2 separate regions of the Mus musculus genome follow, and region 2 is linked to region 1. Evidence: chromatin loops called from intact Hi-C (ENCODE). Cell type or tissue: left cerebral cortex. All regions are shown on one strand.

What was found. Peaks named below come from ENCODE experiments on the same cell type or tissue, not always from the same donor. Only the 100,000 strongest peaks of a DNase experiment are listed, where the experiment ranks them.
Region 2: it touches region 1 in a loop (9-fold over the local background); 4 of 42 quality-filtered maps call a loop at or near these places.

Annotation. Positions count from the first base shown.
Region 1 is chr12:46,815,663-46,823,662 of GRCm38, forward strand. Nova1 (NOVA alternative splicing regulator 1) reads right to left here and starts at 3,105. Exons shown (of 5, transcript NM_021361.2): 1 at 2,954-3,105; 2 at 1,224-1,367. The coding sequence starts at 3,089. In left cerebral cortex, a CTCF peak has its summit at 3,049; DNase peaks (open chromatin) are centred at 270, 821, 1,799, 2,690 and 3 more places; H3K4me3 peaks cover 4,286 bases; H3K27ac peaks cover 2,133 bases.
Region 2 is chr12:45,463,179-45,471,178 of GRCm38, forward strand. Gm33680 (a long non-coding RNA gene) reads left to right here and starts at 3,104. Exons shown (of 5, transcript XR_381572.3): 1 at 3,104-3,190; 2 at 3,262-3,345. In left cerebral cortex, a CTCF peak has its summit at 3,024 (motif pointing right); DNase peaks (open chromatin) are centred at 3,077, 3,634, 4,070, 4,574 and 1 more place; H3K4me3 peaks cover 644 bases; H3K27ac peaks cover 1,002 bases.

The DNA.
Region 1 (8,000 bases):
AAAGTACTGTGTTCAACTAGTAAAGCATCAGCCATTCCAAAATCATCTTTTCCAGTGCATGGTCGGTTTCTAGCCCAGATGATTAGCTGTGAAAAGGAAGTAGCCAAGGGTTGAGCCTCCCTCGGTCCATGCTAGTGTCTGAGTGCTATAGAGCTCTTGGTAGCCAAGACCTCTGAAAGCAATTCTGCTTTCTTTTCCATCAGGAAAACACTAAGCACTATAGCTCACTTCAGCACTGAATTAACATTTTTACAGTCATAAAACTAAAACAACCTCCTGAAAAATGACTGAAAGCGAGAGCTAAGCAAAGCAGATGAGCTCACGATATCTATCACCGGGGGTTGCACTAGTCCACTGTGATTTCACTACTGAAGATACATACACTGAGGAGGAATGGAACTGAGGAGAAAGAAAAGAAAAAAGATGAACCTGAGGAAATGCACAGCATGAAAGGAGGAGCCCAAAAGTAAAACAAAACAAAACAAAGCAAAACCAACAACAACAAAAAACAAACCAAACAAACAGAAAAATGAGAGGCCAAATCCACACAATCAATCAACCTAGGAAACCTGCGATGATCTAGCAGGTTACTGTCCCACACTGTAAAGTATTTCAATCAAATATGGCTCTGAACACAAATTCTAAAACACTAGTCCACATCTTGCATGTCGGCGTAGTAAATTTCTTATCCCAATTAGATTACTAAAGTATTTTAAATATCTGAAGAGACCGCACTTGTCCTCTTTACTTCATCCAAGGCCAACAAACAAAGCAACCAAGCAGAAAGAGGTACATAATGGATGCAGAAGTAAATGGTCCATTCTTTAAGAAACCACCCAGCCCCCTCCTCTGAATTCACACTAAACTAATTGTCATGACAATGATGTCTGCAAACTTCAGAGGAACCACATTTCCTTATGCCAACTGTCCAGGGTTCTAGCTCTAATTTTTAAGTTTTTGTGCTAGCAATTAGCATTCCAAAGCATGCAGAGAATTATCTCACCATTAGTCTAAATCACATACACAGTATATCAATTAATGGGAGGGAAAAACATGAACAACAATGGAAATACGCTTAAAGAAATTCCACAATGTATGCTAATGTAACACTCAGATCTTCATCATTTAAAAAAATTTTTTTTAAGACAACACACAGCACATGTAGATATTTGGTGTTTTTCCTTGGGAAATTAGTCAAACAATTTCTTTACCATTTCACCTACCTGGATAAAAATCTTTGGATTTAGACAGCTTGATAGTGGCTCCAGTTTCTTTTTGCAACTGAACAATTGTCTGTCCTCCCTTCCCAATTATAGATCCAGCAGCATAACTAGGTATGAGAACCTTTAGAAAGTACTGGCCGTCTTCTGAAAAATGTAAAGAAATACATTTGATTAACATGATCATTTTAAACTTTGAATCCCCAACCCACCCTCCAGAGAGAAAACATCAACTAAACCAATGGACGTAGAATTGCAGAAAACAGCACTTTAAAATGCTTAAGGAATGAAAACCACCAATTACACTGAAAAACAAGCATTTACAAAATCTTCCCCAGTTTTCGGGATTCACACGTTCTAACAATTTGCAGTACGATAGAGACTGGGGAGTAAATTCCAGTTGTTACTCCAAACATGAAAGTCTTCCAATTCTGTGGTTACCATGGCAAAATGAAAGAAACTGACCCTTTAACAAAACTTCAGAGATTTAGAACATGACAAACCTTCACTTAACATACTGAAGATGAAAAAAAATCCAACACTGTAAGTAGTGATCCGCTAAATTTGTCTGTCATAGCAAACATAAAAGACTGCAATTAATCACTGGCTATATCCGACTTTAAGTATACAAAACAACCATCTTCCTGCAAAATAGTCCACCCAAACTGTAGGGAGTATTCCAAGCCGTGAGAAACTGCCAAGGGGAAAAAAAGCGTCAATGTGGTGGACTGAGAATCTAAGTAATCCCGATGTATTTCCGCGGCACTTCTAAGTCTACTATGATCTCGGCTAAGCTCATTAATTAAAAGACCTTAAGAAGAATCTTGCCAATACTAAAAAGCTTACGAGTTATTTATTCTAAATACACTCCAAAGTCACCAAATAGATAACGCTCCATCTCCAAAAGAACCATAAAACGGAGACGGGGGCGGGGGGAGGTTCGATGAGCCGTGAAAAAAAAAAAAGAAAAATGAAATGTTTCAGAAAATAAAGCCAACTCCATAAACTTTAGTTTCCGTCAACCTGATCACGTCTTAAATAGGAAACTTCGCGGTAAATCCAGCTCTTTACTGGGAACGAGTATTCCGAATTTTTTGCGATGTGCCACTCACAAGACCCCCATCCATTTCTAATGTATATGCTGGAGATAAATTCACCTCTGCTTCGATGCATTGGATGCATTGTTAAGATGACTCCAGTGCAAATGAAGAAGCGATAGCGGTCCCGTTATAACTCATCTTCCGAGGAAGCGCAGGATGTTAACTAACAAGTCACCGTACCAGACACCCCCCTCGTATGCATACCCTTGAAGACAAATCAATGCGATATTTGTACCGACCATGTAAGTGCGCTCAGGGCATGCACTCATCAAGATTTTGCATACTACTTGTGGCCCAGAGCAAGGGGATGAACAGAGGCAAAAGTCTCCGGTGCCCCCAGCATCTGCAAGCCGCTACCCAAGTGCCATTTATTTATTTATTTGATCAGACTGTTAAATGCAGCGCGCATCTTCAGGCGGCCATCACCTCTCGCGGGGGGCGGCCCTGGGAGCGGACCCTGTCGCCGGGGCCAGCACCGGCTGGGGCGAGCGGGTCGGCTCAGAACCCCGGGTCGCCATCTTGATGAGACGGGGCCGGGGCAGGTGCAGGGGAGGGGGCGCGGGACGGCCGGCGGCAGCGGCCACGGCGCGGGAGGGCGGCGGGGACGGGGCGGGAGGCGGAAGCGATACCCACCGCCCGTGTTGGTCCTCTTGGTGCTGCCGGCTTCAGGGGGCGCTTCAAGCGGCCTTTTCCGCGAGTCCGGCGGGTCCAGATCTATGGGAACCCCCGTATGGGTCCCGTTCTGCTGAATGGGAGCTGCCGCCATCATGCTTGCAGTTCCTGCCGCTGCACCGGGAGAAGCGGCTCCCTTTTGTTTTGGCTTTTTTTTTTTTTTTTCTCGTTTGGGGTTGCTAAGGTTTTTTTTTTTTTTTTCTTTTTTTTTTTTTTTTTTTCTTTAATCGGATCAATAGCAGTCTGAGGCGGCGAGCAGTGTGGCTGATGTGCTCACTGGGGAGGGGGCAGGGCGCGGAGCAGCTGCAGTGCAGTGTCGGCTAGGAGCGGGAATGGAGGGGGTGTGGGAGCCGGAGGGTGAAGAAGGAGAAGAAAGCGGCGGGCAGAGCGGGAGTGAATGAGCGGAGGAGGCGCGGGCGGCCGGGAGGAGGGCGAGTGAATGAGCGGGAGGAGGAGCGGCCGCGGGCGGCCGGAGCGGCGGACCCGGCTAACGCGGCGCTCGCTCCCGCTGCTGCCGCCGCCGCCGCTGCCTGGGCGCGTGTGCCGCCTGCGCTGCTCCGCGCCGCTGCCGCCCGCCCGCGCTCATCGTGTCTCCCGCGCGTGGGGGGCGGCGGGCGGGGGCCGCGAGGGGCCGCGACTCCCACACGCGCCGCGCGGGGCCGGCCTCCGCGCCGGAGTCTCCGCCTGCGGGGCGGCGGGCGCGCGCGGGCTTGGCGGGGGCGCGCGGGCTTGGCGGGGGCGCGGAGCGGGCCGGGGCGCTCCCGCGGGGAGGCGGGGTGAAAGGTCGCGGGGCCCAGGCAACGCCGCTCAGGCAAACGTCAGCGGCTTGCCGCGGAAACCCAGGGGTCCACAAAACGCGCTAGGCGGGGAGGCGGAGCCGTGCGGGGAGTGACGGCAGCAGCAGCCAATGACAGCCGAGCGAGGGAGCCGGGCGGGATCCTGGTCCAGCTGGGACTTGGTGGTGACAGTTTGGGCTAGTCCGGGAAGGGCGTCTGAGTGACCGCGGGGAGGGGTGGACGGCTCAGGCAGGAGACCAGAAACCCAGCTGGGACCCGGAGAGTTCGGCAAAAGGCATTCATTAGCATCTCTGGGAGGCGGTTTTCTAAAGGAGATGTCATCAGAGGATTTCTTTCTCGCACCGTGTGACACTGTCGGGGACTTACTGTGTCTTGGCGCCTTATGTGCTTTCGGGAGCAAGCCAGGATATAAATAAATAAAGCGATATGTGGTCTCCACAGGGACCCGGGAGGCAAACTGAAGAGGCAACAGCTGAGGGTGTACGCAGCTTCACACACTGCACGAAACACAGATGAAGGCATCTGGGCACCCACGACTTACATAGCTTCGGGCGGTTTCAGGATCCTGATCCTCAGCCCTTCCACACTGGAGGGGGCGGGAGGGGGATGCGGGAAGTGTGGCTAAGCTAGCATTATAAAAGACCCTAGAGGTTATCTAGTCCAGTCCTTCTGTAGATAAGGAAAGTGACTCAGGGTATTTTGTTCAAGGTCATGCATCAAGTTAGTATTTTAAGTCCTGATGCTAGGAATCCGGGTTAGTGGAAAAGCCAAAGTCTGAAAAACTGATTTCAAACCCAATCAAGCTGTTCTGACAGTGTGTCATGGAAAAAGCCCTTATGTCAGTCATTAAATGTTTACCACTTTACATACTATCCATTGCATTCGGTACAGTCTATAGTAGTACTGTCCCATCTTGCGACGCTGTATCATTTTGAAGAGACTATTTATCCAAACTCACCTAAAAATAATAACCAGTAAACTACTAATTCAATCCCCGAATCTTTCAGACTGGGCACTATGTCATTCTGAACGCCGACTGCAGAAATTTAGAGACAGGTTCTTTTCTGCTTAAAACAAGGATTGCAACTTGTTGGACTCTCTAGACTCACGCGATCCATAGACGTCATATTTACGGTAAATGTTCTTAGACATACAAAGGCGGGCACGTATTCACCAGGTTTCTAGAATGAAAACGTTCTTTATACTCCCTACCGGAGAACATCACTTAAAAGATGGCTAAGCTAACAATAAAGGGACTCCAGTGTGATTATGTGGGCTTCTAACAAAGAATGTGCTGCATCTGGTTCAAAGAGAGGGAGAAAAATCGATCAGATAGATTGAAAGAAGGAATGGAAAAGAATCTAAACCTTTTCCTGACTCCCTGTCTAGGAAGCATGGGGATTTTGGTTGCTTTCTGCAGCGGTGAACGGCGGATGACTATTAAGGAGGAAGACAACAATGATTAGGGTTAGGCTCAGGGTTCTTCCCAAGTGTGAAAGACTCATTTGTCTCAACTGAAAAATAGCTAAATAAAGGTGGGCTGAAGGCTGAAAGAGAAAGCAGGTAAGTTAACATACGTTAATAATAGTTTATACCCAAACTCCCAAATTCTGATTTGATATGTAACGTAGAAAGAAACCATAATATGCTTCCATGACCAAATTAGAGGATTTATACACAAACCTGGATAAAATTATGGAGCTAAAGTAAAGAAAAACAGTGTTTTGAGTAAATATGTGATAGTCAAGATAACAAAAGTCAGGTCCTAGGTAGTGTGTAATCAAAGTGTCCCATGTTGTGTATAGAATATGTGAGGACATTTTTAAGTGGAAGTTCGGGAGATCTGTTATTTGGCATTAGATTGCCTGGAAGCACTGAAAAGGACAAATGATAAGCAAAGAGAGCTCTAGATATCTTAAATCATTCCAGGACATTTGGTAGAGTGGAGCATTGAACTGGAAGGAAAGCCTAGAATTAGATTTCTTAAAAAGATTTCTGAAGTAGCTTGTAAAGTATTTGTCATTGACTTGTGAAAATGGTCCATCTAAGTTTTATATGCTTGTCATGGGGTTTCTTTTGCTGTGGTGAGACACCATAACCAAAGCAACTTTGGGGAGGACAGGGTTTATCTGCTTGCACTTTCATTTCTCCTTTCTTCATGAGGAAAGTCAGCACAGGAACTCAAACAGGGCAGGAACTTGGATGCAGGAGATGATACAGAGGCCATGGAGAGGTGCTGCTTACAAACTTACTTCTCATGGCTTGCTCAGCCTGCTTTCTTATAGGACCCAGGACCACTAGTCCAGAGATGGCACCACCTACAATAGGCTGTCCCCTTCCCACTGATCACTAATTAAAAAAATACCAGACAGCCTGATCTTATGGGGGGGGGGGGCATTTTCTCGGTTGAGGCACCCTCCTTTCTGATGACTCTAGCTTGCGTCAAGGGGACATAAAACTAGCCAGTACAGCACTTATAAAAGTAGAGCCACATTGTATTGTTATGAGAGTCACTTATTGCTCTCTTTGGGTTTATTATGTGTTGTCTGTCACTCAGTAGAGACCAGTCACACAAGATGAGATTTCAAATAAGGAGAGTGAGCTTACTACCTAGCTATGATATGTCAAAAATGCTGAGACCATATCCATTGCTGGCTAGAAATGAGAATTATTAGCTACGAGCTAATTGGTCAAGGTTATCACTAAGTTAACCTGAATTACTTTGGATTCCCTAGTATACCTCATGTAATATTAGTTTTTAAAATATTAATTCTATGACTCTATGACTTATGCCTCTAAAAATCCTGTTAAAATAAAAAGAAAATACACATCTTACCTATTTCTTGTATTTTGCCTCACCTAATAAAAATGAAGAAAGGAAAAGAGTATAATTCTTTCAGTTATAGGAGACCTTTTGTGCTACAAATAAACCACAAAAAAAATTCAAAAATGTGATAAAGGTATTTGACCTTTTCATTCTCAAAAGTAAATACAATTATATTTTAAATTTACCCAGAAATTTAGACCTCCTCACTTAGTAATATTTTCTAACATGTTAAGACAGTAAACTATGCTTTTATTGCTAATTGGTTGTTTTGTGAATATCAGTAACTGTGACATAAAATATGTTAATGTGAAAAAAACAATTTATATCTTTTTATTGAGGACAAAATAAAATCTATTAAGAGCTTCTCCTTTATTTGTTTCAGACTGAATTACAAAGACACCAGAGTATATTGACAGTAGCAATGGCTGAATTTCAAAAGAAAATACAGGTCATTAATATCCACAGATAGCCCCAAACCTTCTTAGGTCTGTCTATTCATGCTTGGGCCTTATCAAAGGACAATATCTATTTGAATAACTCTTCACCTGATGCTGTGAAGACAGTTTTCTGAATTGGTATCTATCACAAGTGGATCCTAAGTTAAAGATTCAAGTAAATACAGTATATATTGGAAGTAAGATGGGAAAGGAAGGCAGTTGAGGGATAAATTACTACACAGGTTATCCTACTCTTACTGGGCTATCTAGCTTAAAGAAAAGGGGACAATATTACAACAATTTTATAATATAGAGAAATGTGAGGTATATGTACACAGACTCCCTAAGCCACTAGATAATAGTCAGTCCTGAAGCCATTCAGTGCACCCTGGCCAGTTTTCCATATGCCAATGCAACATCATTCTTTAAAGGCTTTCTAGTGAATGCAGAGTTCTCTGGATGTACCTGGTCTTGGAATGTTGGGAATTAGCAAGTACGCATAAAGGAATATCAGCCTCTGTGGATTGTGGGAAACCAGGCCATTGTACTCTAAAAACAGAAAGGCAGAAATTACCAGTTTCTCACAAGTATCAACGTAAATTTCGGAAAAAAGAAAAATGAGAAAACTGTCTTTCACTTCAGGACATTGTTAGGCATCCAGTGGCATGGCTATAAATGGTGAGTCTTAAAGTCCAAAGAAACAGAAGCTTCTTGATTTACACACTCAGATGATTATTATTATGTGATTAAAAGTAATGAATCATTTGGGATTTTTCCTGTACACACGTTTTAGTTTTTTTAGATGCAAGTCATGAATAATTGATGGATGTGTTCTAACTTTTTTTTTCATTAAATTTCCCAAAGAAAATAGGAGCGAATATATACTCAAGGAGTACAACACCTATCCTAAATCTCTTCTGACAAGTTCTACAAATAGACCTAGAGTG
Region 2 (8,000 bases), 1.4 Mb before region 1:
TCTTCTAATAACTATTACTTTTCCTGAAGTCAGCATCACTTCAATAACTGAAATTTGTATCTTAGAAAGTCTCATCAGTTATAGTGTTCAGAGTTCACGGAAAATAGTTCAGAGTCGAGTTTAGGAGGTATTCTACAGCTGCTATTAGGATAAGGTCAAAGGATAGGGTCAAAGATCTGAGAAAAATCTACAAAAGTGCACACACACACACACACACACACACACAGCATATAAAATACAAACATGTGCATACAAACACACATTTTTATACACACAGTTTATTTTATTTTGCTTAGCTTAGTATATTTTCCTTTATTTATTCCCTTGGGATATCTTTGACTTATTTACTTTCTGCTTAAATTTCACAGAATGTGTAAATTAGGGATATATTCATTCATTTTGCCAGCCTCACCTTTGGAATTTACTGTAAGCCTCCTAATGACTCTAATCATACTGATTTTCTTAAAATGTAGGGTTTTTTTTTTTTTTTTTTTTTGGAGGGGTAATATTACCTCTTCAAAAGTCCTATAGATGAGCACTTTAAGATTAATTCTGAATTCTACATTTCACATTATTTAGTCTAGTCATAATGGAATTCTCATGAATCTCTGATTCAGGAGCACGTTCTTTCAAAGGATTTAAGTTCCTTCAGACACATTTCATGATCTTCTCTGTGAGCTCCAGAGAACCTCCCTATCTACGTGGGTTTTGTTCATTAACAATGTGAAATGCGATGGCTGTTTCTTCTTGCAGCGTTCTGTAGTTAGTACTGGCTGTGGCAGTCTGCTGTCGAACCCGAATAACACAGAACCATTACTTTTTTTTTAAAGCATTTCTTAGTATATATTTCTTTGGGGTAATGGTATCACTTAAAGTTGTAGGCTTATTTTCAAAATACATTTCCTTGATGGCATGGTCTCACTCTTGCTCATTTGAGAACCACCCATGGTATCCTCACCACCCAGGCTAGATATGCGTTCATAGACAGTTGCTGAACATTTATTAGTTACTTCGAAATCACCGTGGTATAGTGTAAAAGTACAGCAATAGTACTTGTTGTTTTCTACTTCTAGTATTTTCTAAATCTGTTCTTGTGTTGACTCTTTCTGTATGCTGATAGGTTTGCATGAATTTCTATGGGTGTATTTATTCTCACAGACTGCTGGCACTATTTTTATAGATAGACTTGGGCTCAGTACCTTGATATAATGAAAAGTAAAAATAAAAGGAAATTCGGAAGAACATATACGTGGGGGAAGGAAACAACAATATGCCAGATCTTTATGAAAAAGAGCAGCCTGTTTGTGAAGCTCAGCACATGTAGGCTTGCTTCTTACTTTGTAGTATTTGCAAGGAGTCAAGGAGTATTCTTGATATACCTGACGATCTCTACCTATTCAAAATAGGACTAAGAGACTTAGGAGACAGGCCTTGGCCTAATAGGGTAAAATCTGCAGGTGTCGTATAAGTCAAACTAGAAAATCAAGGCAATCTGCTGTGTTGGTGAAGACACAAATTCTGGAGAGAACCTTTAGAAACATAGATGTAGCCATCAGAAATGGTAAGAGTAGGTGATTGGTGGTTCAATTTATCATGTAGGGACATCTCAATGTGCACACTTTGCAGAGGATGTACGAGCCCTTGCTTTTTAAGTTGGAGAAACAAATACTTGCATAGAATATTTTTAAAGTGCAATCGTATCTGTCTGTCTGTTTATCATTTATCTATCTGACATTAACCTATGCTAATATATGTTAGTGTACACACACACACACACACACACACACACACAGTGTTCATGATCAGACACTGATAGATCCTGAGGAAATACTTCTGCTCTTTTATTGGAGCCAGAAAAGGCAATGAGAACTACCAGAGCACAGAAGGCAGGGGTCACTGGCATGTGTCTGGGGTCACTGGAATGTAGCCAGGCTGCTTGTGATCCCCCAGAGCCACCCTGCCAGGTAACATTGAGACGAGCTGACTCCATGACAGGCTTAAAATTGGCAGTTCAGGCCTAAATCTCTGTTTCCAAGAGCTGGACAAGTCCGCAAGTCCAGGCCTCAGAAGCTGCCCCACCACCTGGCCTGAAGCAAGATCAGCAACAGTTTCCAGACTTCCTCAGCTACTTCTTCAGGAACAGTGTCTAGTCCTCATACCTAGGAAATGGAATGTCTCTAGGATGAAGTAAGACAAAGGTCACCAACCCAGAAATCCCCTAATGTTCTTTAAATCAGGCCTGCAAGCTCATTTGGTTGTCTTTCTAGCTTGGTAATGGGAGACCCCAGCATGCTGAACTCCTGCAGAACAGAACACTCTTTGCAGTTACATACTATTTGAGTCCAGGGTATCATTCTTTGGCAAATCGTGGGCCCTTACAACATCATGTGCTCAGGTATAATAACTGTCTGAGTTCTAGGCCTTGGAAGCTGGAGCAGGTGCTGTGGGCTACTGCCTTGTGTGTCAATCCCATTTATGGAGGAAGTAGATGGAGTGTAGGGAATGGATTGCCTCAGCTAGCTAGCATGGAATTATGGGAGTCTGTAACAGGATCCACAGCATGGACTCTTATCTGTGAACCAGCTCCAATGCTGCCTGAAAGGGAAGAGAAGGAATTAAAACAGTTAATTCCTAGCAGTCAGTCCCTACCTGAGATCAGAACCAGAGCAGAAGATTGCCTCGGCATAATTTTGGAAATTCAATCTTGAGCCATATCCCTGAACAGTGGGACCCAGAGGTACTGGTGATCCCAAGATTTTGTATATGAAAGCTGCCGAGGTGTTTCTGGGGAGAATTTATACTTGAGTGTTTCCCCTACATTAGCTTCCTGGACCACATCACCTTTATTCTTGTTTTTCAACGGAGAAGGTAGGCTGTGAGGTTAAAAGGAGCTCAGATTGCTGCCCCGGCTTGTTTTTGCTATGGTTTGTTTCCTGCAGAGGCTTTCTTAAGCTTCCCCAAGGCCCCAGCAGCACACAGGGAGCTTGAGGCCATCATAGGCAGCGAGACTCATGGATGACCACAGGATGGCATTGCTGTTCTTCCTTTCCCTACCATACTCCTGCTCTGCATTCATAGGAGTGAGAGTGCTCCTGCAGCCTCTTGCCAGTGTCTCCTCACAACAATGAAAAGCAGTGTGAGTGGAGCCTACTAAGTCCCTTGGCCAACAGGGAAGCCATTTCAGAGCCAGGTAGGCCCTGTGTGGATGGGCAGGACAGCACATCTAAGGTGAAAGAAGTGCTTCTCATTTTATAAAATCAGTTTCCCAGATTCCTTCCGGGATGTGTCTATAACCCACGCTGTGAGTTCTGAGGAAAGAGACTACTGAAGACAAATCCAGGAGAGGTGAGAAAATAAGGCTTTTTAGCAGAAGAGCCCGCAAAACCGCTGAGTGGGGAAGTGGAATGCTTTTATCTGATTTTGGAGGCAATTTGTATTCAGTGAAAAGAGCCATTTGTTTGTTTGTTTGTTTTCTTATTTACTGCCCTCTGGTGGAAACACATTTAGAATTTAATTTTTAAAAAGATGCACCCAAATAGAAAAGAACAAAGACTCTTGTCACACATTCAAAGACACAGTCCTGCAAAGTAAACACAGGTTTTGGATTTTGAAAGTGCTTAGAGACAGGGCCGGCTGCCTCACTCTAGCAAGTGTTAAGCAGAGTTTTACGCCATTCCTGTACTCAGAAGTCACAGGAAAGCCTGAGGAGAAAACGCCTATGTTGTAACCTGCATGTTAGAATCCTGACTGCTGCTTCCTTCTGGGGAGGGTATAATTTTTATTTATGAATATCATTGTGAAACACTCAATGTTTTATTTTATGAAGTCCTTTATGTTTCTGACTATTTTCATCCTTCTCACGTTTTCCTAAATCTTCAGCCATTTTTTTTTTTTCCAAATTTCTAACTGCTTGGCTGGGAGGAAGCATAGCTCTGCCTTGATGCTGCCTTGTTGACGGGCTGCTTCCAGTTAGAGTCTTGCTAATGCACTAGGAGGATGGCCAAGCTCCAGTCCTGGAACTGAAGCCCAGGTTTGCCATAGAGACATTTGGCTGAATCCTGGATTCAGAGGGAATCTCAGCTCTGGGGACTGCACTGTGTCTGTGGGAGTAAAGAGCTGGACAGCTCCCAGGCCTGCTTTCTATGCTGTAGTTACATCTGGCATTCCTTTGCTCCATGCTGTCAGCCCCAGCAGCAAACAAAGAGAAAAGAGAGCCAACTGGGGGAATAGTTAATCTATCTCCTCTCCTTCTCGTTTTTTAAAAAAATTAATTTTTTTTGCCTTGCCTTTCCTATTGTGTATTGGCTTATTTATAGTGAATGGGGATAGTACTTATCCATTAGGAAACATATATATGCATACTGTAAAAGCTGATCTGACTATCTTGTTGAAAATGTAGTGCACACCATCAAATTGTAAAACAAGCCATCCTTATAGAGTCCTGAAGATACAGAGGCATTGTCTGCTTCTACATCTATGTCTGTGTTGTGCAGTCTCAGGTCCTTGAAGGTAGACTAGCCCAGAGACAGTTGTTTGGTTGTCCCTCTATGACTGCTGCTGCTGGTACATTTGTCTTTGTGGCTACCACAATATTTGTCTGACTGTACGATGTGTCCCCCAAATGTCATTCATTTGAAGTATTGAAACTAAAACAGCAGTGGAATGGAATACTTTCGTATGTATGTATACATATATATCTATGGGAAAACGTTTCTAAGGTCTTGGAAGAAGCTAAACAGTGCTTCTAGTTAATTCTGGTCTCCATTCTGTAGCTGAGTGCACTGGAAGAGTGTTTATTAGTGTGGTGATTCACAAAGGCCTGAGAACAAAGAGTAAATATAGCCTTGTACAGAGGACAGCTGGTTATTTAATATCCATGTCATGCCTAGCTCAGGACCTCCAGTTTTCAGGGCTCAGCTCCTGGGACAAAGAGTACCTACAAAGTGCATCTGAGACTGACTCTCCTGAAGAAAGTTTGAGAAACCTCAGTTCACAATGAGTTTGAGCCTGACCCACAAGCCATTTTCTATGAAGCAAGCTCTGTGGGAAGATGTGGTAGACTGGCTTCAGAGTGGGCTGGATTCTGTAAAACTGTGAAGGAGGATGTGGGTTCTCACACGTGGCATGGTCTGTGCCATCAGACTCTCCTTTGAGAACACGTGGGTGTGAAGTACTAAGAACTTGTTATTCTTTCCAGGTCTGCTATACTTGCACGCTGTTTGCTGTTCACATGATTTCTTTTTCAAGTGTGGTTTGATGAGATTGTTTAGACTACTGACTAAATCACAATCTCATTTCAGCTTCACCTCCTGTATGTCTCTTCTCTCCAGTCACTTCAGCTAGTGTTTAGATGCTTTCTTGATTTTCTGACATGAGTGTAGGAAGTCTCTGGGTGTGTTATAGATGTCTGACCATAGGCACATGGAAGGAAGGATTGATAACTTCCATTAATTAAACAGCTATATTTCAGAGCTCCGAGGAGAGAAACCATGGTTTTCCTCGTGTTCATACTGACATTACCATGTTACATATCCTCTCATGTTTTATTATAAGGCAGTGGTTTCTTTAATAAAAGAGCAGTCTGCACTGAGAGCAGGTTAATCCCACTATGTTCTGGAAACCTGGCAGAATCATTAATAAGGAAACCACTTGTCTGTGGGTTTAAATTAATCAGCAAGCATCCAGCAGGCAGAAACCTGAGGGGAGGAAAGAATGTTTCCCCTTGAAAAGAGAAAATATACTCCTCTCTCACTTAGAACAACAACCCCCCCACATACAGAGAGAGAGAGAGAGAGAGAGAGAGAGAGAGAGAGAGGATGGGGCAGGCTTATTAATGGAGAAATGTGCATAATGTATATTCTGGCCATAATCTTTTCTCCCTTAGGTTTTTTGTCAAGCTGTGCAAAAGAAAATCTCTGAAAGATGGGCTATGTCCACAGGAGAATACTTCTAACTGTGAAGAATCAGGAGACAGTGGGGGCTTAAAGTTTACCTTAATGGAGGGGAGTTATTTCGAATTGAATTCCAAGAGAACAAAGAGCATGCTTAAATTTCCAGATCAAGTGTGGCAGGAGCAGGGCCCAGAGGTGAGAGTAGAGAGCAGGCAGCAGGATGTAGCGATGTTGAGTGTTTCTTACCATCAATATCATTTATCATGCTGCTTCTTGAAACTGGACTGGAGTGCTAAGATTAATTCTAACTCAAGAGTTTTGTTTCTCTCCTTGACTAACAACTAGAAGCAGTGAACAACTGTGGGGTACTTTAACACTGGACAGTATTAAAACATCCAGAGCTTGTATAACATCTATGTAAGTGAAAAGAGATTCAAGAGAATGTAGAAAACTGCTTAGTTTGGATCAAATGTAGCTGAATGCAAGCTTCTGAGATAGTGTGTCTTAGTTACTTTTCCATTGCTGGGAAGAAGCGCCATGACCAAGGGACCTAATAAAAGCTTTCAGAGAATGAGTTTGTGAATATTATGGCAGGGATCATAGTAGCAAGCAGGCAGCCATGATAAGTGCTGGAGTAGAAGATGGAGCTTAGTTCTGATCTGCAGAGGGACAGAGAGATCTAGCTGGGCGTTTGAAACCCAGAAGCCTACTACAGTGATACACCTTCTCTAACCCAGCCACATCTCCTCCAACAAAGCTACACTCTTTTTTTCTTTTTCTTTTTCTTTTTCTTTTTCTTTTTCTTTTCTTTTACTTTTTCTTTTTCTTTTTCTTTTTCTTTTACTTTTTCTTTTTCTTTTTCTTTTTTTTTTTGCCACGAGGTGTTTTTAGTTTCATCAATCATACAAATAATTTTTTATAATATCCCAGGGCAAACCGGTGAAATTTGGCAGTCCGATTAGTGGAGGGGTCCCCTTCAGAGACAGGAGGGCTGGTGGTATTGGCTAGGAGTACAGCTTGTGGCTCACATCCATCTTGCAGATGGCTCTTCCTCCACATCACGGGGGGGGGAGGGGGTCTTGGAGATGACAGGGTGGGGAGGGGTGGCACAGGCCTTTAATCCCAGCACTCGGGAGGCAGAGGCAGGCAGATTTCTGAGTTTGAGGCTAGCCTGTTCTACAATGTGAGTTCCAGGACAGCCAGGGCTATACAGGAAAAAAAAAAAAAAGAAAAGAAAAAAGAAATACAGAAAGAAAAACAGAAAGAAAGAAATCTTCCTAAAAAGCCACACTCTTTTTTTTTTATTAGGTATTTTCCTCATTTACATTTCCAATGCTATCCCCAAAGTTCCCCATACCCTCCCACCCACTCCCCTACTCACCCACTCCCACTTTTTGGCCCTGGCATTCCCCTGTAATGGGGCATATAAAGTTTGCACAGCCAATGGGCCTCTCTTTCCACTCATGGCCAGCTAGGCCATTTTCTGATACATGCGCAGCTAGAGACACAAGCTCCAGGGGGTACTGGCTAGTTCATACTGTTGTTCCACCTATAGGGTTGCAGAGTCCTTTAGCTCCTTGGATACTTTCTCTAGCTCCTCCATTGGGGGCCCTGTGATCCATCCAATAGCTGACTATGAGCATCCACTTATGTGTTTGCTAGGCCCCGGCATAGTCTCACAAGAGACAGCTATATCTGGGTCCTTTCAGCAAAATCTTGCTAGTGTATGCAATGGTGTCTGCGTTTGGCGACTGATTATGGGATGGATCCCCAGATATGGTAGTCTCTAGATGGTGCATCCTTTTGTCTCAGCTCCAAACTTTGTCTCTGTAACTTCTTCCATGTGTGTTTTGTTCCCAATTCTAAGAAGGGGCAAAGTGTCCACACTTTGGTCTTCATTCTTCTTGAGTTTCATGTGCTTTGTATCTTGTATCTTGAGTATTCTAAGTTTCTGGGCTAATATCCACTTATCAGTAAGAACATATCATGTGAGTTCTTTTGTGATTGGGTTATCTCACTCAGGATGATGCCCTCCAGGTCAATCCATTTGCCTAGGAATTTCATGAATTCATTCTTTTTAGTAGCTGAGTAGTACTCCATTGTGTAAAT